2 separate regions of the Mus musculus genome follow, and region 2 is linked to region 1. The links are chromatin loops, found by intact Hi-C in ENCODE. Cell type or tissue: heart. All regions are shown on one strand.

Region 1 (2,500 bases):
GTCACCCCGTCCCCTCTGCCCCAGGCATGGTCTAAGAGCCTGAGAGGGGCTAGCTGTTCTGCTCTGCTCCCGGGCTCTCAGCCTCCTACCGACCGCTCCCGGCTGCGCGCCCCGCCGGCCCAGGCCGGAGAAGTTAGTTGTGCGCGCTGCTTAGCGCGCGAGCCAGCGGGCGGGCGAAGGCGGCGAAGCGTCGGGACCATGGACTGGGACTGGGGGAACCGCTGCAGCCGCCCGGGACGGCGGGACCTGCTGTGCGTGCTGGCACTGCTCGCCGGCTGTCTGCTCCCGGTATGCCGGACGCGCGTCTACACCAACCACTGGGCAGTGAAGATCGCCGGCGGCTTCGCGGAGGCAGATCGCATAGCCAGCAAGTACGGATTCATCAACGTAGGACAGGTAACCAACCCCCGGTGACACAGGCTCTGCACCCAGAAGCTAGTCGTTTGGGGGCTTCTTGTCCCCTCCGCTTCGACCCCTCCCCCTTTTCCAGATGTGCTTCTGCAGCTGTGGCCCGAACTCTAGGGCGATGCTCTCTCCAACGCGCTCGTTGCACAGTCACACACATGCCCCGAAGTTGCTGGGATCTCTGTTTAATTTGTTTTTACAAGCAATGAGGGACAGGTAGGGTCTGTGGAAAATATGGAGTGCCCTTGGACAGGTTGAGACTCGCCTGGACCTTTGGACCTGGGAAGTCCAGAAGCGCTATTTAGCTTGAGGAAATAGCCCTGCGAGTGGCTGTGGCAGGGAAGGTTGAGACTTTTGGAGGCCAAGGAGTGAGAACGCCCCTGGTTCTAACTGGGAGAGAAAAGCCTGGATTAACCTCCTGGGCCACAGAATTGCTGTGCTCTGGAGGGCTTTGAGTGCGGCGTCTGGAAGGGAGGTGGTGGGGAGAGAGGAAGGGGGCGGGACACTGGGAGGGAAGCACGGATTTAGGGGGGTCCTGGCTGCTGCCTCTCTTGGCCAGGATCCAAATGTGGGCCCCCGGAGCTGGGTGGGGAGGAACCTGGGAGACATTGAAAGCGGCTGAAATGTTCTGCTCCGGGAACTTGGGAATCTTCTACTGGCGTGGAACCTGGGGTACCCGGTTGTGGCGTGTGGCAGGAATGCTTTGCTGAGGTGCCTTTGGTGGGTTTTCGTTCGATTTGCCATGCTGAGGGAAATGCCAATACATTTTATGGGACCCTTGGCAGCGCCACCGATTTGTATTCTGGCTTAAATGGCCTGGATTTCAATGTCCTCTTCCCCATGTCCCTACCAAAAACTGGACTGGAGAGGGCTCCGTTAAATGCCCCTCCTAAGGACCTCACAACTTCTTTGGAACTGATCCAGGGAGGGAGCCCTGCCGCGGCTCTGACGCGACTAGAATTGAAAGTAAAGCCAAGGTGGGAGGGCCCTAGGGGCGTTTGGGGGCGTTCACACGGTGCTTCAAGGCTGCGGGACAGGAAGGTGCCCACTAATACTGCTGAAGCACGAGGGCACAGATGGTTTCTGAGAACCGTTTCCTTAGAACTCCACACCTACGATGGCGGGATGGTTGGACAGCCCTCGCTCTGTCCACTGGGGGGAAGTGGTCAGGAGCAGAGCTGCTGTGCCTGCTTCTAGAAACAAGCTGGGGAGCAGCTGTGAGAGTTCAGAGGACAAGAGGGCTGGCAAGGTCTTGCTCTTTACCCTGCCTCCTGTAGGGAGGATGTATTCCAGAGAAGCCAGTTCCGTGGAGGACTGAGACCAGGGCAAGGCATAGCTTATGTTCTATTCCCCACCCTTTCTTTCCCTTGGTCCCCTAAAGAATTCAGATTTTGTTGCCAGAGTGCCCATCACCTGCAGGAGAACTGCCTCTTGGAGTTCTATTGACCTCTTCTGTGAAAGATACCCTGAGTCCATTCTGGTCTTTTCACAGTTGAGCCCTGAATGTCCCTCAGTGGTGGTAAGGGGAAAAGAACATATCTCTGATCTTTCACGAGACATTTTCAATTCAGCCAACATTAAGCATCTTCTATGCCAGTTGTATTAGGGAGGCTAAGTTCTCAAAATCACACTGATTTCTTAATTTCAGAAACAACATTGACAAACAAGAGATTAGGAGCTTGGGACAGGAGGCTGATCCCCACATACAAAGCCACAGTAGGGACCTAAGATTGTGATTCAGGCTGGCTCTTCTGTGCATCTTGCCAATTAGAGAATACTTCCACCCAATGTGCAGAAGGAACAAGTAAAATTCCCATACTCCTGAATAATGATTGGGTAGCTCAGTACACTGGAAGCAAATATCCAGTCATGGCTCACTAATATTTAGTTTAAAAGGACCTGGACTTGGAAATACTAGGATGCTTCTAACTTGAAGGGTAGAGAGACTCCTGTCCTCCTGGACTCAGAATAGAGCTTAGAGTTCAGAATCCCACAGCCTCTAGTTAGAGGGGAGAGAGAACTCCTCTCTCATCCATTTTAAACATGTAAACATGTTAGTATCCTATAGCCTCTACAGACTTTTTACAAGTGCCTT
Region 2 (2,500 bases), 370 kb after region 1:
GGGGAGCTTGTCTTCTTCATGGTCCTTCTCTCATTAAAACAAAACACTTTATTTTTTTAATAATAAAAAAAAAAGAAGCCGTGCCCACTGAAAAGCCATCTTTGGTGAGGAGTCTGCTGCAGGATCGACGAAAGTGGAAAGTTCAAATCAAAAGAGGTAACAGGGAAATAGGGAGGAGCCGGTCGTCGCCCTACAGCCATCTCCACTGTGCAGAGAGCAACCCTGGTAGCCACAAGGCCAAGGCAGTGGGGATATGGAAGCCGTGAGAGAGGAGGCAGGAGGGCCGTAAACCATCAGTGAACACTTGGGGAATCTGTGAGACCTGACTGCAGAGGTCTCTGCTACATCTAAGGTCATAATTCCTAATGCGCTGAGGACTATGCCTGGGAAAGGCCCTCGAAAGAGCCCATATGTAGCTACAGCTGGAGCTCAGCAATAGGGCACTGCCTAGCAACCATGGACCACTGGGCTCCATCTCCGTGCTCTAGCCCTGCAAATCTTTAAAAGACCAAGGAATCAATATGTGCCTTTCTGGTTGCTGCTGTTTTGTTTGAAGTAGCAAAGACTGGGAAACTAAATGGCTATGAGAAGAGAGATGGAAGGTATTGTATGCGTAGGGTAAAATATTAGAGTTACCAAAAGGAACGAGGAGATCCTAAAGTCCCTGCAAAGCCTGTTCTCCAAAGATGAGTTTTATTAAAACCCAGGCAAGCCGAGCATTATGGAGCATGCCTGCAGCCCATGCACATAAGAGACAGAGATGAGAGACACAAAGTCAAGGCCAGGCTAGGCTACATAGCAGGACTCTGTTTCAAACAAACAAACAAACAAAAACAAAACAAAACAAAACACCAGCCATTACACACAAATAAAACCAAACCCCACAATACAAAGTGATCAAAGTGTGAATAGATTCAGGGTGCAGATATATAATCATATGACTGTATATATGATAAGAAAGTAAGAAGGGCCCTGACTTTCTACAGTTGCCTCTAACAGGTACCATTCTTGGTTGAAGAGTTTTTTTTTTCCTTTCTTTATTTTCTCTTTTTCATTAGTGTTAGCAAGGCTAGAATTTCTGGAGTCGGGTAAAATGGGAACCGTGAACAAGTTTAAGGTGTACTCTCTGAGACTGGCTTTTACAAACTGCTGCCTCTGCTTAATTACTGTGAACTGCTTGTTCGGAGCTCCCTCTGCTGAACACAAGGGGACACTGACAAACTCTAGACCTACTTTATACAGTAAACCAGATTGTTAAATATATATAATTAAAAACTTGCATCTGTGGATGTCAACAGAATTTCACAAATATTGAAAAAAACAAAACCAATATCTTTGTAAATGAGGCATCTTAGTATAAAATGAGAAAGTCAGCCTGTGGCCGGACACAGCATAGCTTGGCAGGGCTCAGGGATGGTGGCTATCCCTCTTTGAGCATCCCAGCATGCTTCTACCCTCCGGATGCCTCTTCTTATGGCCCAGAGCTGTCTCCGGGGGCAGAACTGCCATTCTGGGAAGCCTGTAGACTTTTGTGACAACTGTTGTCACTGGACTCTATGCAGGCTACTTATAGGTTCCCAGGGTCTCTTCCAACTCAGGGAAGAAACTATCAGCCCAGCATCCGCTCTCATTATATACTGTAAGGCCAGGACAAACTTATCACTCCAAACTATAAAAGTCTTGCCAATCAGCATGGCAGCTTGGTCAGTCATTTAGACACACATGCATTATGTATGTGTATGCATGTTGCTGTGTGCATTCTGTGTACATACGGCACATGTGTTTTTACATCAGTCCTATCTCCTACCAATCTGTACTCCACCTTAGTCTGTTCCCCAGCAAGGCAGCAGCTTTATAATAATAAATGTCGTCATAGAACCAAGACAGGCCTCCTGGTGCCCTTCCCAGTATGGAGAGAGAGAGAGAGAGAGAGAGAGAGAGAGAGAGAGAGAGAGAGAGAGAGAGAGAGAGAGAGAGAGAGAGAGAGAGAAAGAGAGAGAGAGAGAGACTCAGAAATTGGGTGGAATAACAATTGAGGAAAAAGAAAGGGGGCAAAGAGAGTGGGTGGGGCTCTGTTACTGAGCCACCATGCTAAACACTTAGTACACACACTGTCTTAACTGAGCTACTGTGTTAAACACTTCCTATGGTGTCTCACTGAGTAAGAACTTCAGACATGCCATCAGCATCAAGCAGGGCACACACTGTCTCACTGCGCTTCATGCTTCCACAAGGGAGAAACCATTTTCTCTCTTTGTAGAGACACTGAAAGTAGGACTCTGAGAGTTTAATTACCGTATCCATGGTTACTCCACCCATAAGCAGCACAGCTGGGATCCAATGGCAGGTGTGAGTAGAGAGCAATCTACACCTGACTCCCAGGAGGAGAAGAGGGTCAAGAAAGAGAGGCTTACCGCAAAGAGGAAGGAATCAGAGCCACTAAGATCACCTGGGGCTAATTCCCCTGTGGGAGATGCACTGGGAAGGTTCTCAAGTAGAC

Evidence for each region. Peaks named below come from ENCODE experiments on the same cell type or tissue, not always from the same donor. Only the 100,000 strongest peaks of a DNase experiment are listed, where the experiment ranks them.
Region 2: it touches region 1 in a loop (2.4-fold over the local background); 6 of 42 quality-filtered maps call a loop at or near these places.

What each region holds. Positions count from the first base shown.
Region 1 is chr19:17,834,851-17,837,350 of GRCm38, reverse strand. It overlaps Pcsk5 (proprotein convertase subtilisin/kexin type 5), which reads left to right. Exons shown (of 38, transcript NM_001190483.2): 1 at 1-396. The coding sequence starts at 199. Among named protein-coding and RNA genes, the nearest start is that of Pcsk5, 1.5 kb to the left of the region's middle. In heart, CTCF peaks have their summits at 44 and 1,542 (motif pointing right); DNase peaks (open chromatin) are centred at 300, 960 and 1,500; H3K4me3 peaks cover 2,396 bases; H3K27ac peaks cover 1,528 bases.
Region 2 is chr19:17,466,674-17,469,173 of GRCm38, reverse strand. Pcsk5 (proprotein convertase subtilisin/kexin type 5) reads left to right here. Exons shown (of 38, transcript NM_001190483.2): 28 at 76-156. Among named protein-coding and RNA genes, the nearest start is that of Gm41813, 68 kb to the left of the region's middle. In heart, a CTCF peak has its summit at 1,197; no DNase peak of the experiment used is centred here.